Linked DNA regions of Homo sapiens: all the other regions are linked to region 1. The links are chromatin loops, found by intact Hi-C in ENCODE. Cell type or tissue: heart left ventricle. All regions are shown on one strand. Links, peaks and the distances in the headings refer to the core of each region. The heading gives the core; the rest is flanking DNA. Region 1 holds the start of PBX1 (PBX homeobox 1). Region 2 overlaps PBX1 (PBX homeobox 1). Region 3 overlaps PBX1 (PBX homeobox 1). Region 4 has its middle 120 kb from the start of PBX1. Region 5 holds the start of LOC107985451 (a long non-coding RNA gene).

What was found. Peaks named below come from ENCODE experiments on the same cell type or tissue, not always from the same donor. Only the 100,000 strongest peaks of a DNase experiment are listed, where the experiment ranks them.
Region 2: it touches region 1 in a loop (2.7-fold over the local background); 17 of 110 quality-filtered maps call a loop at or near these places.
Region 3: it touches region 1 in a loop (2.1-fold over the local background); 16 of 110 quality-filtered maps call a loop at or near these places.
Region 4: a loop joins it to region 1, with 2.5 times the contacts of the local background. A loop is called at or near these places in 5 of 110 quality-filtered maps.
Region 5: a loop joins it to region 1, with 4 times the contacts of the local background. A loop is called at or near these places in 5 of 110 quality-filtered maps.

The regions. Positions count from the first base shown.
Region 1 is chr1:164,556,513-164,562,414 of GRCh38, reverse strand. It overlaps PBX1 (PBX homeobox 1), which reads right to left and starts at 3,231. Exons shown (of 9, transcript NM_002585.4): 1 at 2,402-3,231. The coding sequence starts at 2,592. RefSeq lists an enhancer at 3,150-3,649. In heart left ventricle, for the core only: no CTCF peak of the experiment used is centred there; DNase peaks (open chromatin) are centred at 2,554 and 3,484; H3K4me3 peaks cover 3,621 bases; H3K27ac peaks cover 3,337 bases.
Region 2 is chr1:164,709,483-164,715,384 of GRCh38, reverse strand. The region is part of intron 2 of PBX1 (PBX homeobox 1); the gene reads right to left. Among named protein-coding and RNA genes, the nearest start is that of PBX1-AS1, 62 kb to the left of the region's middle. In heart left ventricle, for the core only: no CTCF peak of the experiment used is centred there; a DNase peak (open chromatin) is centred at 2,624; H3K27ac peaks cover 2,135 bases.
Region 3 is chr1:164,702,354-164,708,255 of GRCh38, reverse strand. All of the region lies in intron 2 of PBX1 (PBX homeobox 1), which reads right to left. Among named protein-coding and RNA genes, the nearest start is that of PBX1-AS1, 69 kb to the left of the region's middle. In heart left ventricle, for the core only: a CTCF peak has its summit at 3,134; no DNase peak of the experiment used is centred there; H3K27ac peaks cover 1,288 bases.
Region 4 is chr1:164,437,553-164,443,454 of GRCh38, reverse strand. No RefSeq gene overlaps it. Among named protein-coding and RNA genes, the nearest start is that of PBX1, 120 kb to the left of the region's middle. In heart left ventricle, for the core only: a CTCF peak has its summit at 3,059 (motif pointing left); no DNase peak of the experiment used is centred there.
Region 5 is chr1:164,911,442-164,917,343 of GRCh38, reverse strand. LOC107985451 (a long non-coding RNA gene) reads left to right here and starts at 4,969. Exons shown (of 3, transcript XR_001737807.2): 1 at 4,969-5,068. RefSeq lists a silencer at 2,818-3,112. In heart left ventricle, for the core only: a CTCF peak has its summit at 2,912; a DNase peak (open chromatin) is centred at 4,853; H3K4me3 peaks cover 268 bases.

The DNA of each region.
Region 1 (5,902 bases), core at 661-5,660:
TTCTATTTTATTATGGAACCACTTAGCAGAATGATACTGTTTTGGAAACAAAATACTGATCATATCAGCTATTAGTTAAGTGAATTCTGTCTACTAACTAAAATTAATGTGTAAAGATAAATGGAAAGTTCTGGCACTCAAAACACATGCAATTCTTTTTTAATCCCTTTGAAAGTTAAAAAATAGACACATCCTCATGAAGAACAGAGATCAGAAACATGCCCTATGTACTGTACAGCAGGGGAGTAATAAAGTCAAAATTCAGGACTATCAAAATGAACACATACATTATATCTAAAATATTAATGGTTTACTTTTGTAAATAATAAATACACATTATAAAGGTGTGACTAGAAAAAGGAAAAAAGGACATACTATCTACTAAGTGGAGTTACATTGTTTATCCAAAAAGAAAGCTTAGCGTTGATTTTAGTAAGTTCTCATGTGGGGTAGAAAAAAAAAAAGATGGAAAATACTTTAAAGTATTAAAGACCTTTCCTGGGTCTTTTAAAATAGTTTTAATTAATTCTATTATTATATATAGGCCCAAATGCAAACAAAAATTCTCACACAGCTTTATAAAAATATTGTATTTCCACAGCACACAAATGGAGCCAGCTACAGAGGAAGAACTGAAAATTTCCCCATCCCAAAATTGTATCTGATCTCTCTCTGCATCTAGGCCATTGAAAGGGGGAAGTCGCCAAGCCCTGTTTGTCCACAGTTTCACAAAAGAAGAGAGACTGAACATCAAAAAAGTAGTATCTATTCTTACTAGCCCCTTCCACTTCACAAACTTATTTTTAAGCCAGTTTATTGGTATGTCTGAGAGTATTCTTCTAGAACAATATAATAGAGAAAAATGTTCCAATTCAAAAGAGAATTGCCAGTGGGAAATCTTCCTCTTACCATACCTATTAGCTTTTCTTCAGATAATAAAATTCAAAGAGAGCACCAATTAATTTTTAAAATTTCCCCTATTTAAACAAAACTTAGGATACTTTGAGTCTTTCAACATTTCCAAGTTTTCAAACACCCGTAAACCTTAGTACTTTTGAGTTTACATGTTGCATGTGCTTGCAGCTAAAATTGAGTATAATTCATAACATCTATGTTTTTAACTGCTTCCTCTCATTTTCTCAACTCAGATTCTTATTTCACGTAGACAGAAATACACATAATGATGTCTTCTCCATATAACCAAGTCATCTGAAGTATAGGAGTTGCGTATATTTGTTTACAGGGTTTTCAAAGAGAAAAACGCTACTTCGGAGATATAACAAAGCTGGGTAATTGTACAGACATATGTGGTCATTAGATTTTTAAAATTCTTCCTTTTGAGTTCGGCCTTGGGCAAGCTGTTAGCGGGTTGTCACTTAGTCTATGTTTTACTTTAAAAGAGAATTTACTGTAAAATCCTGAAGTAGAGAACCATATACCTGGCAGTGGATTAACTTGAGAGGCTACACAGTTTATTATGTTTCCTTAATGAAGACCTTCATGTCCTATAGTACTGAAATATATAAAATTCATAAATGCTTTCATTTCTAAGTGGTCCTGAAAGAAGCATGGGGGAAAAGAGCATGCTTGATTTTTGTCCCCCCACCCCTTTTTAAAGGACCCTACATAGCTGTCTGTGTCACGGAAGGTTAGTAAACCGGCTGAAATTAGGAGACAATAAAGTTAAACTAAAAATCTGAGTCTCTTAAAACTAACAAATATGCCTAAAAACAAAATCACCTTTTCATCAACTTTTTAAAAAAACAAAATTAAGTGAATGCAAAATATTTTCTGGATAGCTGACAAGTACTGACAAAGAAATACCCTGCTTTTTTGTTGTTTTGTATTTTGGGTAGGGGGGGAAGAAAGGAGAAAAGATAAAAATTAATTTTGGACGGGAGAGTCAAGAAAGAAAATCAAACTCGCTGAATTAGGTAAGGAGTCAACTAAATTTGCAAATAAAGTGTTCTTGGGACATTTTATTTCGTAATGTTACAGAGTCCCCTCAACAAGAAGGCATGGAATGCTGTTCAAAACTTGACAATTCTGCTTTCTCTGATACTTTTTTAAAGCAGTAAAAAGTGCCGAGGGCCGCTTTTGGATCAGTTGGCAGTATTTTCGGCATGCCTGTGTGTTTGTGTGGATATAAATGAATACCCCTATATTCACACACACACACACAAATATGTACACAGCCACATCTCGGCATGGGCGATTACACTTTCGATAACAACGCTCCTTCAAATTTTACTCCTCCGCCATGTAGTTGCTTGTCAAAATGAGAAAAGAAATAACATTTTTCAAAAAAAGCGCTGTGGTGATTCGGTTCCCATTGTTTCCCCCTGCAAGAGGAAGAAAAACAAAAAACCCCAAGAAAGGAAAAGAAAAGCCTCCATCTCACCTGGCCTGCGCCTCATCCAAACTCTGGTCTGTGATGGTCATAATTTGCTGTAAAATGTCTCCAATGTCCTGCTTCCTCCCGCCCTCCCCCTCGGTCCCTCCGGCCCCATCCTGCAAGTGCTGGGACAGGCCGGGGTGTCCGGCCATCCCGACCCCAGCATGGGAATGCATCAGCCTGGGCTGCTCGTCCATCTCCAAAGGCTACGGCAGCCCCCGGCTCTTCCTCTTCTGCTCCTCGGCTCGGCTCCTGGGAAGCACCAAGGCTTTTTATCCTTCAAGCTTGTCTTCAAATCCTTTTCAGGATAAACAGGGAAGGGGGAAAAAAGAAGACCAAAAGAAAAAAAAAATCCCTTTGCCTCTTTAGAGGATGGTGGGAGGATGAGGAGGGGGAGGGGGAGGGGGCGTGAAGGGGTTGCGGGGTGAGGGTGGGGATAAGGGCTGGTGGGGAAGGGTGTTGACTCCAAAAAGCAAGAAAAATAAACCACCTTCCCACTTGGCGAAAAGAAATCAGAGCTGGCTTTAGGTTTTTCAGTCCGGTCTCCTTTGCAAGGCAGAAATGGGCTCCCGGCGCTTAAATCTGTGGCTTAATCCTTTTGCAAATATGCATTGATCGGGAGAAAGGAGAGGAAGGCAGGGGGATTGCAATGCAAACTTTCCCCCCCCACCCCCCGCTGCCCCCCACCCCCACTCCGGGCCAGAGTGATCTCAAAGGGGGTGGGCTGTTGCAAAAGCCAGATCTCCCCCAGCCGCGGCGGCAGGCAAAGCACAGGCTCTCTCCTCCTCCGTGTCTCTGCAAACTCCAGCAGCCCCGTCAGCCTCCTGCTTTTGTTTAGCTCAGGCTCAGGACTCCAGAAACATATACAGAAAAACCACAGCCTGAGAGGAGGAGGAGGAGGAGGAGAAGAAGGAGGAGGAGGACGAGAAGGAGGAGAGGGGAGGGGGCAAAGGGAAGGGGAGGGGGCGGGGAAGCCGGGAGGCTGGGGAGAGGAGGAGGGAGGAGGGCGCCTGGAGCTCCTCCCCGCTTCCCTGATTGGCCACCAGATAAAGGACCGGCCCCCTCCTCCCCTACTTTCCTCACGGCGCCTCCTCTCCAGCCTCCTTCAGCTCCTCCTCGCCCGGCGCCCTGTCAATCAGAGTTCAGAGGTGGGCCGGGAAGGAGGCCGAGCTAATAGCAAGTCTCCAGTCCTTAAAGGTGCAATGGTACTGTAGTTCCAGCTCACTTAGTTTCCACTTTCCCTGCTCGCCTTACTTAGGTTGCGTCCTTGAGGAAAATGTGGCTCCACTTAAATGCAAACATATAAAATTAACACGAAAGAACACAGACGGTGTGCGTCTTCCCGCCCACCCCTGCTTTTCTTTTGCTGTGGCATTGTCATTTAAAACTTGATTCTTTTAAATGCTTAGACCTCAGGGAAACTGCTGAGAGCACAAGTTTGTCAGCACGACGTAGTTATGAAACACAATCGAGCTGTTAATATAATTAATAAAGATCTCTAATAAGTGGCAGATGTAATAATAGATACATTTAAAAAAACAATTCTAGCACAGTAAAGGTGAAAAGAATACCAAACTGTGTCATTTTTGCTGCATGAAAACTAAATTATGGACTATGAAACTGAAAAATGCTCAAGAAAAAGAAAGATTAATAAATAAGTTCACCAAATGAAACTAATTCAACATTTCTCTCTCTTCCCCCGGGGGAAATTAGTTATTTGGCTTAAATACCTAATAAAGAAATGCATTATCACAGTCTAGTTCTAGTTTTTAATATAGTCTAATAAGCATTATTAACTGGGAAGAGAAGTGAACTGACATTTATTGAATGCCTACTATGCACCAAGTAATTTGCATGAGTTATTTTATTTAATCCCCAAGACATCTTTGTGAGTTATGGATTATTATTTCCATTTTACAGAGAGGGAACTCAGAAAGGTTAAATAATTTGTCCAAGGTCCACAGTTATTAAGTGTCAAAGCTGGAATTTAAACCCAAGTGTGACTCCCTCCAAAGGCCTAGTATTTCCACTGCACAATCTGCTTCAGTCTAACAGAAATGTGTGAATAGTGTTAAAAATTAGTTATGTGTCTATTGCCTGTCCAGTTTGAAAGGAAACTTGAGGTGCTTAAAAGGGTACATATTCCAACAAGACAACTCCAATTGAAAATGGGTAGGAAAAAATAAAAAATAAATACAATGGGATCAAGAAAAAAGCCAACAAAAGTCATAACTAAGGTCCAGTATCATAGCTCCAGACAGACACAAATTTGCTTCCAATCTTTTCATTGGGCAAAGTGAGAGGGAAAAATCTGACTGTGTACACAGTCACAATGAATATAAGATAAAATAGCAGGCCAATTACTTAGGAAATGTCCAGAATATTTTGTAATATAAAATATTCTATTGTGTAGCCAGCCCTCTTCCTGGATGGCAGTATAGCAAAGGAAATGCAAAGCGCAGTGTAACCAATCTGCAAGCGCAGTGTAACCAATCTGCAAAATGGAAAGCAGCCTTGCCAGGTGCTTCGAGATCCTCAAATAAAATGTTATTCTTCTCACCAATCATTACGCAAAACAAGTTTGGCAAGATAAGGAGCACTGATGCAAGCATTTCAAAGCAGTTTTTAGCAAGCTACTTGGCACTTATTGGTATGAGGGCATGCAATACAGAGTATTAATTGTAATTATGATGTTATATTACTTAATAACAATTGTTTTATTCACATACATATCCTGATTTTTAAACTGTTTTTTTAAAAATTAACACTAATCAAAAGTTGAGCACAAAACTATATACTCAAATCACATATCAATCACAGTGATTGAGAGTTAGCATATCCCTTACAGAGACGAAGTTACCACATTTTAAAGCATGAAAAGAAGTCAACCTAGAGTCTATAAGAAATCAGTTTGTGAGTAATTAATTCTAATTGCAAACCTAATAAAATCTTTCTAGGCAAAGTACTGGAAAAGGTACCATCAATTCCAGAAGATCATTGTCATCTAGGAACATTTTAGTAGGGAAATAAGATGTGTATACACAATGATACTAAAAATAGGTAATATTTATTGACTCCATACTATAATTAAGTATTATATTCAAGGTGTTTTGTTAATTTAATCATTGCAACTGTCTTACCCCGATAGCTATGCTTTTAACCATTACTCTAGAGTGTTGCCCAGATATATTTCAATACATAATAAATGCTATAGAAGTGATAACAAGCCCTTAGACATCCTATAAGAGATGAGAGAAGGGAGTAACCAGTTCGAGTGAATAGAAGGCTTCGCGGTGGATCTAAAGGATGAACTGGATCTGGAGGGCTAGGTTAATGAACTTGACGGAAGTACAGGCTATCTCTTCAGGCACAATGGAAATGTTATTAGGTGTGATTGGGAAGACTTTTTTTTTTGAAACAGAGTCTCACTCTGTGACTCAGGCTGGAGTGCAGTCGAGCGATCTCAGCTCACTGCAACCTCCACCCTCTGGGTTCAAGTGATTCTCC
Region 2 (5,902 bases), core at 315-5,314, 150 kb before region 1:
CCAACTACAAAGAAAACAAATGACAATAACAAAACTCCATGATTATAATCAGACCTCTGCAGTACCGAAAGGTCTTCCATATACTACCAAAGACATCATCATCATTTTTCACTGTTTCTCCTGAAAGATATTTAACAAATGAATGGCTGAGAATGTGCACACAACTTAGAAGAAAAATCATTTAATTCTGAAGGAGTCATCACTTGCAAAGCCCAATTAAAAGTCATATTCATTCATTCATTCAACTATTCAATAGTGAACATTTATTGAGCAGCTCTGTGTGTAGAGCACTTTATGAGTTAGGTGCCTTGGGAAATACTGAGATGGATGGCACAGTCCCAGCTCTTGAGGAACTTAAAAAAAAAAAAAATCAATGGGGAAATTACAATCTTCATTTTACAGATGAATAAACAGTGGCATGGACAGTTAAGGGATTTATTTTGAATGCTTCATCATAGAACTAAATCACAAAATAGTCATCAAAAAGATGCAAAAGCACTGAGCTAGAAGGTAGAATATCCTAGCTCCAGTCCTGGTTCAGACTCACTGGTCAAGTCCATCCCCTTTCTTGGGTTCTAATACCCTTTACAAAATGAGTGGGTAGTCTTCAGAGTGGGTTCTTCCAGCTCTAGGACGACATAATTCTAACACTTGTGAACAGTAAGGTTTGGTGGTCAGAACTAAAGAACTCAGTCTCTTGACAAAGGGAATGACGTTTAATATGAATTGTTATTGAGAGAATTTAAAGTCCCACCTAAAGGAATATGGAAGCTATTCCATTCCACTGGCTATTATTGCATTTGTTCTTAGAAGATGCTCAGGCCTAAATATCTTCTTCAGTGGACTTTCTAATTGGTATCTCTCCTATCTTAAAATAATGATATAAGGAAGGCTGCAGCCTTTCCCTACATCTCCCTTCAGCCCCTGCTAAGTATCTATAACACAGGGTAATAAGTGTTTGCAAGAACTACATTGCTCCCTGTAAGAATAACTGTTCCAACGATAATGTAACTCACCTATGTGTGATGTGACAAACGGGGGCTTAGCCTACATGTAAAGAACTCTTAATTAAAGGTTTAATAGACAATGAGAGGCTTGAACTAGATCATACATGTAAGATCCCTACCGGCTTTGGCTTTCTATATTACTATGAATTCTGTGAAGACAATATAAAAGATTTCTTTATTGAGTTAATCAGGGAATCTAGAGCATTAACCAAAATCATTTATATTTGGCTTATCAGTGCTTACTTCCAAAAAAGAATAATAGGAATTAGTGTAGAAAAACCTTAGTTTGGATCTTTAAAAACAAACTGTTTAATAATTTCACAACATTTGGAACCCTCCCCAGAGCTGTTCTCTGAACTTGGATGATGTCTCCTAAATTGCCAGTCAGCTGGCCATTTTGCAACACGTGAGCTGTGAAATCATATATGTGACGATCTAAATGACAGAAGAAATGGCTTTGAATCCTTTTGTTTATATTTAATTTTTCCCTTCCTGCTTCGACATATCATTTGTCCTTAATACTTTTATTTTTTGGTCCTAGAGGCACAGGTGGTTCTTATTTCAGGCTGTATGAACAGTTCTGCTATTCAAAGATTAATGAATAAAAGGGCCTTGTAAATAGATTAGCATGATAATGGTAATAATGCTTTCTGCTGCCTTCTGTGCCTACTTCAATCTGTGTGCCCCTGAAAATGCCTCCCCTCCCCCATGCACGGGTTCCTTTCCCCTCTTTCCCACCACCTGATTCTTTCAGTCTTAGGAAGACAAAGTGACCCACGAATCAGGCAGCTGTACAGAAAGCAAGGAGAGGATGGAAGGAAGGGGGAGAAGAGGGGTGGAGAGAGACAGAATAGAGAGTAAAAACCCTAATGTACTTTAAGATAGGAAGGTTTATGCAGAATGTGGAGAAAATACAAGACTCCACTTTTTAATGCAAACAATATCTTCAATCTTCCCCTTCTTTTTATGACACTTGCTGTCTATCTATCACCATTGGAAACTTACCTGTTTTTATTTTAATCACATGTTCCTGACCTCCTACACATACCTTTTATCATAGCTGTTGGAGAGCCATGTTGGAGGTCAAGATTTTAGAGAATTACATCTAGAAGCAAAGGCTAGTTACAGGTTTGGCTTTTCTCTATCACTACATAGAGAAAAGTTCAAAGGGCCTTTCCTTGAAGGTTTTACCAAGAGGCAGAAACTTCTCTGAAAACTTACAACTCCTCCCCAGGGGTTTAGTGTCAGTCATTAACGAATGACTTGGTGGGACCTCTGCTGACATCCTCCTTGAGCCTCAATCAATGTAAGGAGACTGTAAGGATCTCCACACTCAAGACTTGCCTGTGCTCCTTTCCCCGTAGCCTAACCCATCATCTGGCCTCTAGGCATGTGTAAGGATGATGAGTTGGGCAGGGCAAGTCATTCTGGAGGGATGCCATGAAGTCGTCGTCCAGGCAAAATGGATTTAGACAGAAAGCAAAAGTCAGTCCCTAGAGCAGGAGAGAATGTGGAAAGAGACCAGTCTTTCAGAACCGCACACCTATGCCTGCCTGCCTAGGTGGAAAGTCCAACTGCACGGAGACGCTGAACGGAACAGGCAACGGGCCCACACACCAGGCCAGGAAACAGTCACTTCCCTTCCTTTGTCTCCTAAGACCTGCACGTGTTTTCCCTCATTTGAAGGGAGCCCGGAGCACTGGAAGCTGGGCTGACCCTCTGCCTCTCATGGTGATTAACATCCCCCTCCACCTCACTCTGACCCCCAAGGGGGCACACATTACTATCCACCCCACCTCCTGCCTCTGTGCCTTCCGATATCAACCGGGAAAGGAAAATCTAAAAATAAAGCCAGGGCCAGAGTGTGTACCACTCGATTGGGCTCCTGTGCTCACAGATCTGCTTATTTTGGCCTATCTCTCCCGAGCGATAAGGCTGCTAACAGCCTGTTATCAGCCAGTCGGTGAAAATGTGCTCCAGCCTGATTAGGCCTCAGTCTTTGCCAAGGTTATAAACAGCCGTTATCGTTTTCCCGAACAGAATAATCCGGACAGTATCAGCTCAGAAACATATGGGCCACACAGAGAAGATAGCCGCTGACGGACACTTCATTTTAATTGTAACGAGTGGGTAGCAGCAGCCTGCAGACAGCAGACAGAGAGCTGCCCGACTGGCAGTGGGGCTTTTTTTTTTTTTTTTTAATCTCTTCTTCCTTCCCTGGGTTCCAACGCCTAAGCTGCTTTGATATTCTGGGTGGCATAATGAAGTGGCCCCTCCCCCAGATGTTACCAGTCACCAACCATGACCCTTCCCTGCAAGGCAGATGGGACCCTTCTGATTCTCTTACGGTGGGGGGGTTTGAGGTGGGGGGGCACACAAAAACCAACAACCAGCAAAGGGGAACCACTACAGCTCTCCCTACTCTTCAGACAAAATTCAGTCTCAGTAACCTGTCCTGTCACCCCACCCTGCTCTCAGCCCCCACGGCCATGCTTCTTAAAGACCCTCGGCCTGTGAAGGCCACATTTCAGTGTCCGGCAGACGGCAGGCTTTCAGCACACGATGGCTGAATACTTACGAATGGGGCATTTATAGCACTTCCTTCAGCCTTCCACATGTACACATATACATCAGGCAAGATTAAGCTTGCAGGGAACAAGCCCACGCATGTGGGATTTTGTGTTCTGAAAGCAATTTCCAAAATCTCCGCTCTCCCAATGCTCTTTCATGAGATTCATTCCTCAGGCTTGACACAGAAAGCCAACTGACTGGTGTGAGGCAAGTAGGAAGGTAGACACGACAAAAAGAGAAAACTAGCCGGGCGCAGTGGCTCACGCCTGTAATCCCAGCACTTTGGGAGGCCAAGGCATGTGGATCACGAGGTCAGGAGATCGAGACCATCATGGCTAACATGGTGAAACCATGTCTCTATGAAAAATACAAAAAATTAGCCGGGCATGGTGGCGGGCGCCTGTAGTCCCAGCTACTCGGGAGGCTGAGGCAGGAGAATGGCGTGAACTTGGAAGGCAGAGCTTGCAGTGAGCCGAGATCGCGCCACTGCACTCCAGCATGGGCGACAGAGCAAGACTCTGTTTCAAAAAAAGAAAAGAGAAGACTGATGATTGAAGTTTTGGTGAAAGGGTCACCTGTCTGCTTCTGGGTCAGCAGAGGTCTTGGTTGCTGACAACTAGGCCCTGGTTCACTGCTGTTGGTACAAAGTCAGCAGCCACCCTGTTCTTTCATAGGGTGATGTATTTTCCCCCCTCAAATGTTACCATAAACAGAGTGGTAAGAAATGAGCAGAAGAAAAAAAGAGAAAGGGTTGACAGCAAGAAGGTACAAGATGAAGAGTGCATCTCTCCCTGCATTGAGCAGCAGATGCACTCTGTGTTGCCCCTATTGTTGCTAGACTAAGGTTCACGCCTGGCTGGCCAGATGGGGTCAACAACAGCAGGTGGGACTTGGAGGAAGGTAAGCCATCACGCCCTGCCTTGCACTTAGTCATCCCTGTTCATCCTTCTCATCAATATTCATGTTTCACAATATTTCAAATAATTAAATATCCTCAACTTGTTCTTCTTTTCCTGATCCTCTTCTCTATTTTACTCCCCTCTCTCCTCCTTAAACCCTCAAGGCTTTTCTCCGTTTTACCAAAGAAAGCCAGCACCGCCAGGCGTGGTGGTTCACACCTATAATCCCAGCACTTTGGGGGGCCAAGGCGGGCAGATCACCTGAGTTCGGGAGTTTGAGACCAGCCTGACCAACATGGAGAAACCCCGTCTCTACTAAAAATACAAAATTAGCCAGGTGTGGTGGTGCATGCCAGTATTCCCAGCTGCTTGGGAGGCTAAGGCAGGAGAATCGCTTGAACCCAGGAGGTGGAGGTTGCAGTGAGCCGAGATGACGCCATTGCACTCCAGCCTGGGCAACAAGAACAAAACTCCATCTCAAAAAACAAAAAGGAAAAAAAAGAAAAAAACCAGCACCTTCCACTGCCTGCCTACACGCTCAATATATTCAATGGCATTGAAGACATCCCCCAGTTTAAATTCAACATCTGGAGTCTTTCTTATAAGAAAGAAAAAAACTGAAAAGAGAAAATGGAAAAACGGTATATGAATCTAAAAGAAATTCCCTCTGATGTGTGATGCTGCTGCCTCCCTCTTCTTTTGACATCAGTTTCAAATTCTGCAGAGAAAGGATGATGTTGCTTTGCCCACGAAGAAACAGTCACAATAGGTAATACTCACTGAACACTGGTGTATGTGTCAGACACTGACCTAAGCATTCTACATAAATTTGCTCATTTAATTCTCAAAACAAGTCTATGATTCACACCCAGGTGGGCTGCTCACTGCTGCATCTATGCAATTCTAGGGACTCCTGGGCCTCACACCCAGGGAGCACCCTTTCCCAGCAGCCTGAAGAGGCCTGTGTCAGCTTGGCCACCCACCCCATCTCCATGCTTTCCTTCTGCAGATTAACAGGGACTGGATGCAGACAGCACTCCGGACCCGAGACGACTTCTGGTATTTCACTGTCAAGTGAAAATTGAGTCCGTGGTAATGTTCCTGCAATAATATCAAATTCAAAAGGGAAAGATGACGGAAATTCTGCTGCCAGCTGAAAGGAGCCTGAGGCACATTTTTGTTTTAATTCTTTTTTTCATGGCTTTTCAACACCTGCCTTCGCTCTTCCACTTTCCCAACAAAATATAGTTTAGGTTGCCTTGCAGTATTAATAAGAGACTGGCCAGCAGACCTATGCAAGAAATTGCAGTGGGTGGTCTGCGTGAAATGTCTTGGTGGTCTTAAACTCGGTCCTCTGACAAAGTTCAAGGTTACAGTGGTCTTTCCCGAGTTGCCATCAGAATCTGAAAATATCCTGGAAACATG
Region 3 (5,902 bases), core at 462-5,461, 150 kb before region 1:
CAGTAGTCAACCTCTCTTACCAAAGAAAAGGCTGCGTGCAGTCCAGGAACTCTGGTTCCTATCCCTGCTTTACTAGGATTCCAGCAGTCACTTAGTCACTCTGCCTCGCTCTGCTTCTGTGGCCTGCATCAGGCTGAGGTCACTCGGCCTCACCTAACTGACTTGCAGGTTGGCTACGAGACAGCATGGCCTACCAGATGGGGACAGGTGTGGAAAAGCAAAATCCAGGCCATCAAATCTGCTGTAAGTCATGCTCCGGCAAAGCCACTTGAAGTCTAGCCTGCCATGGACCTTGCTGCATGCCTCAGGGTGCCTCAGCTCTCTCGGGCTCTGCCAATGCTCTTGCCTTAATGCAGGGCTTCTAATCAAGATAGCGCAATCGAAAGCATTTGCTTGGTTCTTAGTCCTCACAGTGATCTCTATTTAGTGGGAAATTAAACCACTTTAAGGGGCTAACACCCAGACAACCTATAATGCCATTTCACTCAGACAAGGCTTCCCCATCTGGGAGCAGCACGTTTTCTTTCCTCTTCCTCCCACTGTCCCTCCAGTCTCCTGGGTTTTTATCTTCCTTTCCTTTTCTTTTCCCTTTTCCCAAAAAGGGTGTCTTGGCTTGGCGACTCTTAAACCCAGCTGCATTCCCGAGACAAGCTCTTAAGCATAAATTCATTCCAGCATTGGGTTCTTCTTATTCTCTTTCCTTCCTCTCACTATGTAGCTGGAGTGAATTCATAAACAGTTACAGTGGTTTTAGCACCAGGGCCTTGTATGAGACAGGATTACAGGGGATTCAGCACTTTCTCTCTCTCTCTCTCTCTCTCTCTCTCTCTCTCTCTCACACACACACACACACACACACACCTCAGTGGTGTTAGTCTCATTAGCCACAATACTGTTCTAATCTCTCCCATCTCTAGATTTGCCCTACCCCTGGCTTACTCAGTGCTCTCCTTCCTGGCCTCCTGTGGAAATACTGCCAAATAAAATAACAAAATATTCATATGGTAAGGCACGTTAAAACCTTGGGAAGATTTAAGCCAGGGCTTCATGTCACAGACGCTCCCTCCCATAATCTGTATTCCAATCTCGATGCCAGCGGAGCTGTGATCAGAATATCCAAGGTCTCATAAAAGATTCAGGGCTTACTGACTTCCCTGACATTTGCTGTTTCATGTTGTTCCTGCTCACTCCCTTTCAGCCTCCAGAGCCCACAGTCCCTTTCAACTCACCACTACAGATGGCAAACTGGCCAAGACCATCCACTAACTCAGGACAAACACAGGTCCTAAATCTTCCCTGGGAATTTAGCTGGGACTAGGAAGGGGTTTTCAGTTCTTTCAGTGGCTTCTTTTGTTTGACTAAAGGTTTATTTTTCTGTAATTGCATGCCTGCTGCCTCATCCATGGTACCTGGAAGTGGGACTTTGAAACCCAGGAAGTTAACAAGACTTCAGCAAGATTCCCCCACTTAGCTATGAGTGCTTTTGAGGGTAGGGTTATGTGTGCCTGACTCAGACTGTTTAAATCTTCCTGGTTCTCACTGTTACTTAAATTAGAGACTGTGTTATTTAACCTTGTAAAGCACCAAGGCTATAATTTGTAGAGAAGACAGTTCACCAAATAGGGGCTATGCATATTGTCATATGTTCAAAAAAAGGTATATCATATATATGTGACTGCATGAATCCAGGCAGGACACAGCTATCATACATATCACCATACTAGAATGGACATTAGTAGTTTAAAAACTCTAACAAGATATATTATGATTTAAGGAAACCGTGCATAACTAAAGGGGTGATTGTGAATAGATCTTATGACTTACTAGGAGGATTACAATGGATATCCTAGCCAGACTCCACTAGTGGATTCTAATATGATTTGCTTTCCAATCATATAATTCATGCACAGCTTATCAGAAAGACATTTAGTGAATAAAGGAAGTCACACCATACTTCTTAAGGCATGGTCTAAAAGGAAACACAAAAGGAAACCTCTGCCCTGCCTACAGAAGTTTCCAGAGGAGCCCAGTGACCCACAGAGATGGCAAGAAGAGGTGAAAAGACACACAGTATATGGCTAACACCGCTCAGCCATCAGAGGTCATAGGGGCAAAAGAGAATGGTAGTTCCACTGAATAACAGAATTGAGACATTTTCAAGATACTCCTTAGTAAGTCACAAGTGTCTAGATTTTTTTTATATCAACCATAGAATTCCAAAACTCAGCAATCAAAAACCAAAAGGCCAATTACAATTTAAGTCCTTTTGAAAACATTTTAGCTTATTTCTGTAAATGCTATGGCCACTAGACAAATTAACACAGAATTCCAGATCAAAGTGCCATTCACACATAGGTACTTGAATAACATCAGGCAGCATGAAGGTGAACAGGTGCTATAAACAACTTATTTGAATGTTTTAAATGTATCTACCATGAAAACCTTCTGAAGAGGTTAAGGAATTCTAGAATACAAATTGAAAATTAAAGGCAAGTTGATGGTACCTCAAAATTGAACTTGTCAAATGAGAAAATTATAATCAAAATTGTCTTCATACTTTTCATATCCTTCACTGTGTTAGTCACATAATATATACATATACATGTTTCTGCATATGCATGTGAAAAATCAAAAAGGCAAACACATATCAGTGGCTAATCATAACATAATATAAAAAGAATATGAGGTCTGGTTTCATAAGTGATTATATCCATAAACACATGTCCTGAGGCTTAAGTAAGCAAGCAAGGCATCTCCTTCCACATAGTGATATGATCCCCAAAATTTATATGAAAAATTTTAAAGATTGAGCTATGTTACATTCTTTGGGGGAAACACCTTATTTAAAAGCAGTCAACAGTCAGATATTTCTGCAAGTAAATAATCCTGTAATTCATCTTGTTTAGTAACAATATATTTTTTAATTACCAAACACAACCTATATTATTTATTTACAGTAAAATGTATTTTCCCCAGACATATTATAATACTGTATAGATGAATGGTTCTCAACTGGGTATAATTTTGCCTCCCAGGAGACATCTGGCAATGTCTGGAGACATTTTTGGTTCTCACAATGGGGGAGTGGGGATGCTGCTGGCATCTATGGGTGGAAGCCAGGAATGCAGCTAAACAGCTTACGGTACACAGGGCAGCCCCCATAATGAAGGATCATCTGGCCTCAAAAAGTCAATAGTGCTGAGGTTGAGAAACCTTTTTATAGATTATCACAAATGTTACAAAATTTCTCAAATGATTTCCCTCAAAACCTTTAAGAAATGAAAAATGAGAAGTTGGGGAAAACAAGAACTCCTTTTGGTAGTATTTTGATTATCAAAGTTATAGTTGCTTTTGTGAATGCAACAATATATTACTTCACCATAAAATATGCTCTTAAAACCTAACACTTGTACTTGCATTATACCCACACACTGAGAAATGCTGGAAAATCAGCAAGGATTTTAGGAAAAAACATCTACCTGAGACATCCTTCAATGAACAGAGGAATACCCTGACCAACTGTGTTAAAAGCAAATAAAGTAAGATATAACGAAAGCTAACTTTTTAGCCAGTGAAAAATAAACACATCTGGTACATAGAGTCCTATGTGTGTGTATCCATCCAATTCTATAGTATCAGAGCTCTGACATTCAGTAATATAATAATATTATTTTTGAGATCAGTTAAGGTATAAAATGTGCGTACTCTCAGTCTTTAATATTAATAAGTCTTGTAACTAGCAGTTTCTCATAGCTCCGAATTCTTGAGCACAACTACAAAGGGCACTTATCCTGAAAAATCTAATAAATTTACAGTTTTATATACTTCCTTCAATTGTAAAAGTCTTGTTCAATAAACTTTAAAATGCCACTATAGAGCAATAACACAGACAGTATAAACCCAGCCCTGGGAAAGCTGTGCAACCAGAAATTGTTCCCCTTTCTGCTAGAGCAATAAAGTTTTATATGTTTGAACTGACTGTAAAAAGGTTTGAATGTTGGCAACTGGGGAATAATCTGTCTTCTTTATAGTTATTATCATATTTCCCACAAGACCCCTTGGTCTGTGTCAATCCTTCTTGTATATGACACCTTTGTACTGTCAGCGAAAGCAAGACTACTTTACTTTTTTTTTAACTATAGGACTTGTATCTGTTTTCCTTCAGATTACAGCTAACAGGAATAAATTATTTCTGACAAGCATCTATTGCAGCATTTTACCAAATAAAGCTGGTTGTGAGCTGCTTTTCCAAGAGAGGGAGGGACCTCCTCCCTTCTCCTTCCCTCTCTTTCTCTCATCTGATTCAAATGCAATTCAGGGCTGGTTAAATTGGAGGAAATGCCAATAAAAAGAGATTTGTAGGGAAGTTGCTCTGAATGCCAGACCCCATTCAACATGGTGGTTCGGTTCTCATGGGTGCAATTGGATGTGTGGAGAAGGGACTTAGGAAAAGGTAGGAGGAGGAATCATCCCTTTCCCTTCCTGACCTCTCTTAGATCTGAGAACATCTCTGCATGCACCTGGATTCAGGCAGCACACGGAGTCCAGCCAGTAGAAATGGCCAGAGTTTCTCATATTCTGATTAACAGCCAGTGACGGAAGCGGTAGCTATGACCAGCAGGGGCAGACACCCAAGCTGTCACATGTACGCCTGGGCTGTTGGCTAACTGGTCGTCTCAGCTGAAATGAGTTCAGGCTCGTGGTAATGAGCAGGGAGCCATTTTGTACATATGTGTTTGTGTCCCTCTGCCAGGCCTGTCATGCCACAGATCAACAATACATGGACCTATACCCAGTAATCCATTACACATAAGGCAGCCATATGAACTAAATATATTCTCCTCTCACTCACAATGCTACAGCACCATCCTGAAGTTGCTCGGCTTTCCACCTTTTAGAATAACAAGAAAAAGGCACAGAAGATAAGAACAGATTTTTGTAGCCCAGCATGGAGGTATACACCTATGGTCCCATCTACTTGGGATGCTGAGGCAGCAGGATCACTCCAGCCCAAGAATTCTGGGCTGTAGTGCGCTATGCCAATTGGGTGTCCACACTCAGTTTGATGTCAATATGATCACCTCTTGGGAGCAGAGAACCACTAGGTTGCCTAAGGAGGGGTGAACCAGCCCAGGTCAGACACAGAGCAGTCTGTGTTGACCAATGGTGGGATCGAGCCTGTGAATAGCTACAGCACTCTTGCCTGACAACATAGTGAGACCTTGTCTCTCTCTTTTTTTTTAATAATAGACATTTGCAAACATCAGGTTTTCAAAAATCCAAAGATATATATGGTTGGATATCAGTGGAGCTGGCACCATAAGTTAATTACCTCTGCACTCCAGAATAGACAAAGTATCTCCAAAAGACCATGAGAGTAAGATGATGAGTCATAATGAATATAGGCATATGCAGATACACACAGACCTACACAATGTCAACGAGAAGAAGAATTTTCCTCCTCATCCTATAGACACTTAACAGACCTGAAGGGACGGTCCTGGCATTTCCCTTTTAGACAAAGAAGTGATTTCCCCCTCTGTCCTCTCCATCCCCCAACCACCTCCCCCTTTCATTTTCATAGTGCTTTAGAAAAGGGCTGATATTTCCTGCACTGCATTCACTCTACCTGCCACTGTAGAAGCACACAGTCAAGCACATGCGTGACACCCTGTTCATGGGGGTAGGGTGATTCTTAGATTATGGTGTATCTGTACAAGTGCACACACTCACTCACACTGAAGCCCACCTTGGTCAACTCAAAATGAAGAGTCAACTCCAATATGAAAGCTCTGATGTGGAAGGGTAAATGCCAAATGATGTCTATAAACATAGCAGTTCTACCAGAATGAGGTAATGCAAATAAGGCTGAGTCAATACAATGACATCTCAGTGACTTTGG
Region 4 (5,902 bases), core at 260-5,259, 120 kb after region 1:
GACTGACAATGTGGAGAGTTGGCAAGGGTGTAAAACAAATGGGACTCTCACATACTGCTGGTGAGAATAGAATGTGGTGGAATCATTGCAAAACAGTTTGGGCATTTCTTACAAAGTTAGACATACACTTACCACATGACCCAGATATTTATATGATGAAATACTATTCAGCAAAAAAGAATTGAATCGAATACATGCAACAACATGTATGGATCTTAAATGCATTATGCTGATTGTAAGATGGCAGATGCAAATGGGTACATTCTCAATGATTCCATTTATGGGAAAATATAGAAAAGACAAATCTAATCTGTAGTGACAGCATATCAGTGGTTACTTGGAGTCAGAGGTAGGGGGATTGCCTAAGAAGGCAGATGAAACTTTCTGGGGGTGATCAAAATGTTGTATGCGGTGGGGGTACACAAGGGTATACATTCGTAAAGACTCAGCAGAATGTATCTTTTTGTACATAAATTCTACCTGAATGAAGTTTATTTAAAATTTCAAGTGTTTGAGAAAGGGAGACAGAGAGAGAGAAAGAGAGAGAGAGAGAATGATTATGAGTCAGAAAAAGAACTGGAGACAGGGACACATAAGAGATGGAGACAGTAAGAAAGGGATAGGTGGAGAGTGAGAGCATTTTATTTGCTACATTTCCCAGCAAGGATATAAGGTGGACAAACTCAAAATTAACAGTGAACTTTATAATGCAGGATTCTGAGGTTATGTTCCAAGCTATGCAGCAAGTACCTTACGTAACTTCTTTAGACAGTTTTGTTTTGCTTTCTGTTTAATATTTTTTGCTGTGATTTCAGTGGAGTCAACAGTCAAGTCAAAGAAAAAGTATAGTTTTTCATTCACAGTGGGGAGTTGAGCTTGCATGCTTGGTGCACAAGTCCTTGAGGCAAGAACAAGCAACTTAGTTCCTTAGTGACATTGAGTGGCAAGTGAGGGTTGCCTTTGGAATCCTCCACCTACTCTCTTCTGTACTCTTTCTCCACACCTCATCTGATTTTTTCATCTCCCAGAAAGTGTCCTGTAACCTAATTTTTTGCTTCTCAACATGCTGCCTTCATTCCCCAGTGTACATCATTTCTCAAGGAGAGTTTAAAATGTTACTCCTTAGCAGAAATTACACTAATAGGACTTTCTTAATCCAAAGTTGGGCCCCTTAAGGCATTTCAGACCAGCAAGGGACAGTGAACCTCTCTACAACTCTAAAATTAGACTACTGAGGCACAAGCTTAACTTTGCTAACATGCAAGGCTGTTTTCAAGAACCCAAAGCATATGTACATTCTGAATTAATAGGTAGTAAGAAGTGAACAGAAAATAGCAGATCATTTGTGCCCTTTAATGTTCCCTGTCTTACAAGGGCCCCTAATATCTATCAGTCTGTACTGAATATTTTTTTTGTGTGTGTGTTCCTTCAAGTATTTTAGTATAATTTGTACTACATTACAGCACTTTGCATTTTCTAGTCCTATCATGTGTTTAAATCTTGCCTGCTTTTGCCTGGCTTAGTTCCCATTTGTCAGTAAAGAGACAAATTATTACTCCTTCACCTTCATGTAAAAGCTTCTCATTGCTCAAGGTATGTGCCACCTGGCAATAGTACCAGCTGTGTCACCAAAGGCATGTGACTTCTAGCATGGATGTTTTGCTAAACTCTGGCAGTATTACCTTGTGATTCTGATGCCTCACAATTGTTTGCCCTTTCATATAATCCTCAGTCCTCATCTGTGGCCATTCCTTACTTCTTGCATTAGTCTGTTACTTCTCTACCTCTTACTCCAACATCATATTTCTGATTACAGCCTCTTTTCTCTCCAAGTTTCTCTCACTCCCACCATATTTACTCTGTCTCCTGGTCCATCCTCAAATCTATGAGTCATGTCAAGTCTTCGCTTTCTTTCAGATCTGCGCTAGATCACACAATCCATCATTTCACCTACCCATCTTTTGCCAATACTGTTAGCTCTCTTCCTCTTCATCTTTTCAACACATCCTCCTAGCACAAAAAGATGCTGGCTCAATCCCGTCAACCCAGTTATTATTATTACTTTTTCTCTTAAACTTTGGGCACTACAGCTATTCAAGAAAACCGCACACTTTATATAAATTATGGCTTCTATGAATTAATAGTTCATGGCTTTAACACATTTTAATGGAACATTTACTATGTGCCAGACACTGTACTAGGTTCTAAGCATGGAAACATAAAGAATGTTGACTTTTAGGGTCTGTGATCAGCATGAATATCACAGGGGAGGAAAGAAGAATTCTGGGAGAGAGGGACAGAGAGCGAGAGAGAGAGAGAAGGGAGAGAAGAGACAGCATGAACTGATGGCAAATCGTTTAATTCTGAGGTGCCGTCCTTCCCATATTACATCAGATGAGCAGGCTAGAAAAGTCAGTGGGAAGGTTGTGAAATGAAAGCAGCATAAGCTTGAAGTCAGATAGACCAAGATTTGAATCAGAAAGGTCAAAGTTGAGGGCAGAGAGAAGGCTGTTGCAGAAAACTGGCAGTGATGAGAACTTGAACTAGGACAGTGACAAGGACACTTGGGAAGAAAGAAGTTCTATCTGCTATCACCTGACACTTTAATTTAAAGGTAAATAGCACACCAAAGGTAAGAAACAGTTTTCAACTATTAGAAATGCTATGTTTACAAGATGGCAGATTTTCGGATGATAACAAAACATGCTCTTAAAAAATTTCTAGGACAACAACTCAGAAAATCAAAGGCAGCTGAGAAAGGACAGAGTCTTTGTTTCTTCAGAGAGTGAAATAATCTGCCATTATATGGTAGATAACTAGTCCAGCGCTATAATTTAATTTATTACCATCTCAGCACACACCACACATAACCTTCTTTAAGTGTGTCTGGGAGAAACCTAGGAAATCAGTAAAGGCTCCTTGCAGCCAGCCTGGTATTGCCTGCCAGCAGTTTGGGAGCACATCTCTTTCAAAAGGTCACCAAGTTAGGGACTGTGTCCAACTCTCTGTTCAGTGCAGCACTGTTGGGGGCTCTCTATGGGTGCTAGTTTCCCTCTGCTGGCCAGAGAGCTTAGTTACTGCCCTGCTGGGCACAGAGGGTAGTTGGATACTTTCACACTCTCCCTTCTCTTTCTCACTCCCCTCTCAAAATTCTTTTCATACCAAAAAATGCCTGGTAGAAGAAAGAATATATGACAGTTGGAGGAAGCCAGTGCTCCCACACTGTCTGCCAGGAGGTATATTTCTGGGGCAAAGCATAGTGATTTTTTTTTTTTTTGGTGGAAATGTCAGAGTTTATAACAACTTAGAGTTGTTTTTACGTTAAATGTCTGCATCATAATATTCTTGAACCATCTTCTTTCTTAAGTCTAAACTACCCCTTCCTTCCTTCCTTCCTTCCTCCCTCCCTCCCTCCTCTCCTCTCCTCTCTTCTCTCCTCCCCTTCCCTCCCCTCCTCCCTCCTCTCCTCTCCTCTCCTTCCTTTCCTTCCATTTTCCCTCTTTCCTTCCTCCTATTTTCTTTCTTTATATATGTATGCAACTAACTGATAAAACAATATTATTACAGCATTTGAACATTTTCTTTGGACCAGAATTTTCTGGCATTAAAATTCTGACATAGGCTAAAATCAATAAACAAACCAAAAAATTGAGCAAACACACACACACACACACACACACACACAAAAACAGACACACAACTCTACTAAAAAAAAAAAAAAGTAAAGGAGTAAAAAAAGTTAATCTACCAGGACAGAAAACAGAAAAGGAGATGACAGTAGATGGGAGAATTCAACACATTTTTAAAAGAAGGAAGTAGAGAGACAAGTGTTAATTATCTTCGCAGACTAGAAGAAGTTGTAACTAAGTGCCTGTAGCTGTAGACACTGATGTGAAATGAATCAATCCCCTCTGCAAAGCCCTGAGAGGTTCAGCATTTGGAGGCATATGTGGAAGACAAGGATGAGGCACTGGAGTGAAAGTGGGGTTAAGTGAAAGTCTGCTTACAGAGTCACTGAGTCCACAGGTACCCTTCCCTGTCCACAAAGTGGTATCCTCCTTTCTCTCCTGTTAGAACAGAGGTTTATACTGTGGAAAAATTATGTAACAAATATATATCAGTCTCTGGGACAACAGTGGATATATTGATGTGCAAGGCTGAGAGATGGGACTGAAAACAAAGGGATTAAATGAATATCTGCATAGCAAATTATAAAACATCTTCACCCTTTTCCCATGATCAGCTTCTAGAATGCTGAGAGCCAGAAACATTCATCCTGTTGCTTTCTCATATCTACCACATCTTCACAGTAGGACAGAAGATTGGTTTCTGGAGAAAGGACATTCAGACTTTGAAATTTCTGGCTCCCTTGAATGACAACCTTACTTTTTAAAATTATCTTGCAAAGAAACTTTTGAGGGAAAGTTCTACCTTTGCACGTAAGAACCATGCTCATTTTTAAAAAATAGATTCTTCCTTTTTATTACTGAGTAGTATTTCACAGGATGAATGTAACACAGTTTTGTTTTTTATTTATTTATTTTTATTTTTTTTTGTTTTGAGACAGAGTTTTGCTTTTGTTGCCCAGGCTGGAGTGCAATGGCATGATCTTGGCTTACCGCAACCTCCGCCTCCTGGGTTCAAGAATTTCTCCTGCCTCAGCCTCCTGAGTAGCTGGGACTACAGGCATGTACCACCATGCATGGCTAATTTTGTATTTTTAGGAGAGACAGGGTTTCTCCATGTTGGTTAGGCTGGTCTTGAACTCCCAACCTCAGGTGATCTGACCTCCTCAGCCTCCCAAAGTGCTAGGATTACAGGCATGAGCCACCGCGCCCAGCTCAAGGGCAAAGCCAAGGATTGTCAAGATGGGAAAGCCTCAAATATGAAAGAGAATAACTAAAACAAAGGGAAAAAAGAAAACTCAGAACAGAAACATTGCAGGTAGGGAAAAATACATCTTCAAAAATTATAATTAATATCCTTACAGAAATAAGAGAAACAAAGGAATGTTACTGTAGTTGAATACTCAAGAAAACATTTAGAAAAAATAGTAGAAATAAAACATTTAATATTATGGTTGGAGAAAATATTTTAGGAGGTCCACTAGAAAGTAGAATGAGTCAAAGTAATGAAAAACTAGAGAGAAAAAGGTAAGAAAATTAGAGGATTGTTTCAATAGTGTAATAGTATTTCTAGAAACAAATAGTATTTCTAGAAACAAATAGAGACAATGGAAGTATGTATTATCAAATAAATAATATAAAAACATGTCTAAAAGCAGGATATGTACTTCTAAATTGAACAGGCTTACAAAATGTTTAGTACAATGTGAAAATACACCCAGAAACATAAAATTTCACAACAGGAAATCTCAGCACAAAATTTCAAAACAGAAGGAAAGATTCTAAAAGTCGAGAGAGACTCTGAGAGCAAACATGAAGAGAGAGAAACCAGTTTACATATCAAAAAGCAGAAATGTGAATGATGTGTAATATCTCTAGAGAAACGTTGGGTGCTAGAAGACACTGTGCTAAAAACTCTGAGGCGCTAATTTCCAAATTAGAATTACATACTCAATATATTAGTCAGGAATCTCCAGAGAGACAGAATCAATAGGAGGGAGATAGAGAGATAGATAGATAGATAGATAGACATAATTTATTAGGGAAATTGGCTTGTGTGATTATGGAGGCTGAGAAGTCCCATGACAGGATATCAGCAAGCTGGAGACCCTGGGATGCTGGTAGTGTGGCTCAGCCCAAGTTTCAAAGTCTCAGAGCCAGGGAAGCCAATGGTATAATTATCCATTCAAGGCTGAATGCTTGAGAACCCACATGTTTGCTGGTGCAAGTCCCACAGTCCAAATGCCAGAGAAACTGGAGTTCCGATGTCCAACTTT
Region 5 (5,902 bases), core at 236-5,235, 360 kb before region 1:
TCTGCCTTTTATTCTCTTGTTTCTGGGGAACCTGGAAGAGTGAAGTTGTCTGCCACCAAGCATTGCCTACCTGAGTGTTCACTAAGGTTCACGCAGGACTATGGAATATGCTGGGTGCCTTCAGAAAGCTTCCACGTGGAGGGCAGGGTTCTTTTATGAAAAGGCCTTAGAAGCACAAAGGTTCTGTTTTAAAAGAGCTCCTGAAACCCAAAGTTCCTGCTCTACAGTTCTGTTGTCACTAGACAATACAAATCAGAAATTTATTGGGCCCAGTCCTGTTCTAAGAACTGAGGGAGATTCAGAAAAAAAGGATAAGATGGTGAATCTGAGCTTCTGGTTGAGTAGTGGTAGTAGTACCTAGGGGAGGTCTCAGGGAAGGGCTTTAGTTATCCCCCACTAATCTCTGCCCTCCTCTTGAACTACTAAATAAGCCTGAGATTTATTTTTTTAAAGGAAGATTTGCCTGGTTAACATGGTTCAACAACTCCATATGGATGTTTAAAAGAAATCACGCACGTAACATCTCCAAAGCTAAACTCTTTTCCGGCCTGCACATCCCCAGTCTTCATCTCAGTTGACAAGTGATGCTATCCTTCTTTAGAGAAGCCTTTGAGTCATTCCTGAGTGGAGTCAGGCTACTCTCTGTTAGTAAGTCCTGTTGAATCTACCTCCAAAAAAAGCCAAGATTTACCCCCCAAAAGAGCCAAAATCTAACCACTCTCATAACCTTCACTTCTTGCACCCTTGCCTAAGTCATCTTCCTCTCTCACCCAGTTTTACAACAACAGTCTCCTGACAGGTCTTCCTGTTTCTGCCTTTGCCCGCAATTATAGTCTATCCTCAACCCAGTGTAAGAACGACTCTTAAAATGAGGAGTCGGAAAATGGGATTTCTCTGTCCAAAACACTTTCAGGGTCATGCTTTCTTGTGCAAGGAATAAGCCACAGTACTTTGGTTACCTCCACAGTCCTCCATGGACTGCCCTTCCTACTACCTCTGATTTCATTCCCTACCACATTTCTTTTTCCTTCTGCTCCAGTCATATTATCCCAAAATCTCCAGCACAGTCTTTCTCAGTACCTTGTGCTTGTTGTCCCTTCTACCTGGAAGCCTATTTGCTCAAGATATCCACATGGCTCAACCCCTCACGTTTGTTAGGTCTTTGCTTAAGGCTCTCTCTCTCTCTACCTTATATAAAACCTTCACTATCTCCCTTTTGCTGCTTTATTTTTCTAGCATTTATCACCATCTGCCACAGTTTATAGTTTACATTTATGTCTCCCCCACTCCCCACTAGTATCTAAGCTCCTTGAGGGCATTTTTTTTTAATCTGTTTGATTCAGTTTCATGGAACAGGGCCCAGCATATATAAGGCACTCAACAAATATTCACTGAATAAAGGAACCAAAGAACAGTAACATTGTATATATCAATATGCCACATGAGGCAGGTGCTATATATATGATTTCATTTCATCTTCACAACCTCCCAAAAAGCTAGGTATTATAGTTACATGTCCCACCACAATTAACCACGAGAAAGTCCAGGCACAGAGAGGCTAAATGACTTGCATTCAATCAGCAATGATCACAATCACATTTCAGACTCACATCTGTCTACCTCCTAAATTCATGTTCCCAACCACTCTACTCAATTCCTTCCTCTTACAGTCCCCCAGACAACCAGAGCTACTGGGATCTCCAAGGAAAGAGAAATGGATTGTCACGGTGGGGGATCTGCAAAAGCTTCCCCCCGGAGATAGAATTTGATGTGGACCTTAGCAGATGAATAAATTCTAACAGGTAGAGAAAATACCAGGTGGCATTCTAAGCTGGGGAGAAGCATGAGAGGTATGGAAGCAGAGCAATTCAAATGTGTTCATCCAGGGGTGGCTTAGATAGGCAACCTCCTCATCCCAGTTTGCCTTGGACTTCCTGGTTCTAGCATCAACAATCCCGTGTTCTGGGAAAACTGGGACAGAGGGTCTCCTAAGTGACAAATGGATCAGGTTTAATAGGGTAAAGCATTCATTGTGCACATTGTTGAGGAAATATTGAAAGTAAAAGTGGCAAAGAGTTTTGAGGCTGAGGAAATGAGTTTGGAGCTCATTGTGCAGGTAAGGGGAAACCTTTGGAGGTTTCGAGAAGGGAATGATATGTGGAAACACAGGGTTACATGAAGCCGGAAAAGTCAATACTAACCTGATTGTGGTGAAGTACTGCCTTTTATGGGGTCGACCATGGTTGCCAGAGGAGCTGACAGTAGAGGGAGACCAATCAAGTCTGGACTCGGCTATCCCAGGTGTTTCAAGGAGCTGCTGCCTCTTGAAATTGGCATTTTCCCCTCTCCTTATAGTTCTCCAATCCTTTTTACATCTGTTACCAACATCATCTCCTGAGCGTGGATAGAGGTATGTCATCTTCCATGCCTTTGCATCCAGAAGTATTTATAAACCTTGGAGACCCAGGGAAAGCCCCTGTCTTGGGCTTCATTTCACATTTTCTCATCACCTCAAGCTTCTCTTTGCTCAGGCCTGGACCTATGAGCTACTTCCTTCTACAGTGGCAGGCCTTGTGGCCAAGGTCCTCTCATATCCTATTCAGTGGGTTGCTTTCATATGAGCGCTTTTCATCCTCTCTTTTGGGAGTTTTACACTTACTGATTCAATGGAAAGCCCTTAATTAAAGAAAAGGATGAGCACAGTGTCCATCCATATTTAAATAGATGAGAAATAAGCACTGGGCAGCCTGCAAGTGGCCTTCATGCTTGGAGAGATCTATGCTCATGTTTATAAACTGCACAGAAGGCAGTGGTGCCAGATAAAAAGACAATCAAAATAAATGCATCTGATAGTTTGTTTCTCCGTGTGGCATACATAATGTCAAATACAACAGTCCTACCATCAGAGGTCCTCAGCACTTCATGAACTACATAGCAAGGGAAGTAAGGCCTCAAATAAACTGTTGTGCAACTGTGATAAGCAAACTCAGGTCTTGGTAGAGCAGAAAACTGTCCTCTGTTCTCACAGATATCTTACACACACACACACAGACACACACACACACCCCTGTTTCTTTTTTAAATCTTCAGAACATACAAATAAATTTTGTCTTAAAAATTGGCTGGGCATGGTGGCTCATGCCTGTAATGCCAACATTTTGGGAGGCTGAGGTGGGCAGATCACTTGAGGTCAGGAGTTCGAGACCAGCCTGGCCAACATGGTGAAACCTCGTCTTTACTAAAAATATTTAAAAAAAAAAATTAGCTGGGCATGGTGGCTCACACTTCTAATCCCAGCTACTCCTCCAAAGGCTGAGGCAAGAGAATTGCTCGAACTCGGGAGGTGGAGGCTGCAGTGAGTGGAGATCACACCGCTGAACTCCAGCCTGGGTGACAGAGTGAGACTCTGTCTCAAAAAATAAATAAACAAAAAATAAATAAATATGAATAAATACAAGGTCCACAGAAATAACTGACCTCAGTGCCTAGGAAATCATTTGCCTCCAGTTTCCTTCAGAAGTAAAGTCAGGTTTCACTCAAAGGTCAAGAAGCCAGAGCTCAGTTCTTCCTAGCTGTACCTCAAGCTTAATTTGCTAGGTGAATAGGAGGTGATGTCCAGCAATTGCAATGAAAGCAAGCTCTTCAAATGGAGCAACTGTAGTCTGCACAATGAGATGTCTTGGAATCAGCCAGACTCGCCCTCCATCCCACCATGCTTTCTGAGGTGATGAGGATGGAAACAGAAAAAGAGGCTCTGGCATTATAGAACCCTGATGGGCGGTGGCAAAGGGTGGAACCCAGAACTGGCTGAGCTTCTTCTTCTTTCCTCCATTTTCCCCACTCATTTCAATGTTGCTGATTTGCATTCAGAAGGAGCTGAATTCAGTCTGGATACATCAGTTACTAGCTGCGTGAACTGAGTAACTTACTTAACTTCTAAACTTAAGTTTATTCATGTATAAAACAGGGAAAGTTTCTTGGTAATCTGAAAATTGCTACAGTGTTGTAAGAACTTAGCATAGTACCTAGTATATAGTAAGAGGTAGGAAGTAGTAACTGGAGTTACTATGCCTTCGGCTAGTCTATTTTCTTGCTTCCTCTATTCTTACTTCTCCTGCTCACCCATCTCACACCCTAACTTCAACTCCCAACCCAGGGACAGTAAACTGATACTTGCTTTCACCTGCCATTGATTGATTTGTGAGATGGGCTGCCTCACAAAACCACTCTTAGGAATTTAACGGGATTTGAAATTTAAAACCATCTCTTATTCATGTGTGGCTCAGACATTGCTTTGAACCTGGTTAGTTCAAGATTTTTTTTTTAAGATGGATATATGTTTAAAAAGCTCACAAGTCCTCTTGGGCACCAAATGGCTCTTTGGAAAGAATCCTGTGACAAGTTTATTGTAAATGAACCAGAAACATAGAGATTAAATTCCTCCTGAAATACTTCTGGGTGTGGAAATTAAGAAAAAAGCAATTGCAAGATGTCTCCAGTTTTGCAGACCTGCATGCAGCTGGCTTCCCTTAAGGCTGCCTGCTGAGCTGTGGGAAGAGCTCGGCTGGCTTGGCCAGGCCTCCGGGGTACCCCTGCAGCCGTGGGGTTACTTATTCCTGAGATGGGGCAGCGGAGGCAATTTGATGGAGGCAACTTTCATTCTAACTGCTCTTCCGGCAAAGCTCCTCTCTGGGGATCTCAGACTGGCACCTTTCACCATTGTTAAATTCACTTAAGATAAAAGCGACACCAGGCAAATGACAAGGGAAGAGCCATTAAGGGATGAGCGTAAGCAGTGACTGACAGGCAGGCTCTGCGAAGCGCTCAGCTGCCAGCCCCAGCCTTGGCAGGAATCATCACCCCGAGTGCCTCCCATAGCCAGCGCTTGACAAATGGGCAAGATTCAGTCCAAGCCTATGGGCTCAGCCCTTTGTTTCCCAGAGCCTCAGCCTCCATGCCTATTCACCCACACACTACCAGCCCCTCCACCCAGGAACAGCATCAGCAACCACGCAGAGAGGAGCCCATTGCTGCTGAAGGTGAGAGGCTGTCCTCTGCCTGCTTTCAGGTGAGTGCCTGCGGGTGGTGAGCCATGGAGCATGGACGACTACGAATTCATTCACTGCATAGTTAGGAGAGACGATATGAAGATTGAACTCAGCAAACCATAGAAAATACACACCCTGCCAAGTCTGTCTTTTATACTGTTGTTTTTCAGTCCAAGTGTAAAATTATGTTGGCCATCTTGGTCTTTTCTTGGGATTGTGCACAAGGACACCCAATGGGACTCCTTGCTGGGATATACTCACCATGCAAGCGGGCTCATACAGGTGTCCTGCAACACTGGCTCTTAGTAAATTACTTGCTAAATAATGTTTTTTTTATTATTAAGGTTACTTCTTTTATTGGAAAAAAATTAGAAAAATACAAAAATAAAAACCTACAAAGAACAATGGCAATCACATAGAAGGTCCATAATTGTTAATATATTATTGCATTTCTTAAGTGCAAAGTCTCCATAGCCAGATTGCATGGGGTCATATTCTTGCTCTGCCACCTATCAGCTGTGTAAGCTTGGGTGAGTTACTTAACTTCTCTGTGCTTTCATTTCCGCATCTTTAAAATGAAGATAAGTATAGAACCCACCTCATGAAGTTATTGTAAGCATTAAATGAGTTAAAACCATAAAGCTCAGAACACTACAAAGACTCATTAAATGTTAGCCGTTATCATGCACCAATTTTCACTAACCTGTCATTGTAGTTGTGATTCCATTATATCAGTGCTTCTCTGCCTAGGGAGATTTTGACCCCAGGGAACATTTGACAATATCTGGAGACATTTTTCGGTTGTCACAACTAAATGAGTTGGGACTACTGTCATCTAGTGGGTAGAAGCCAGG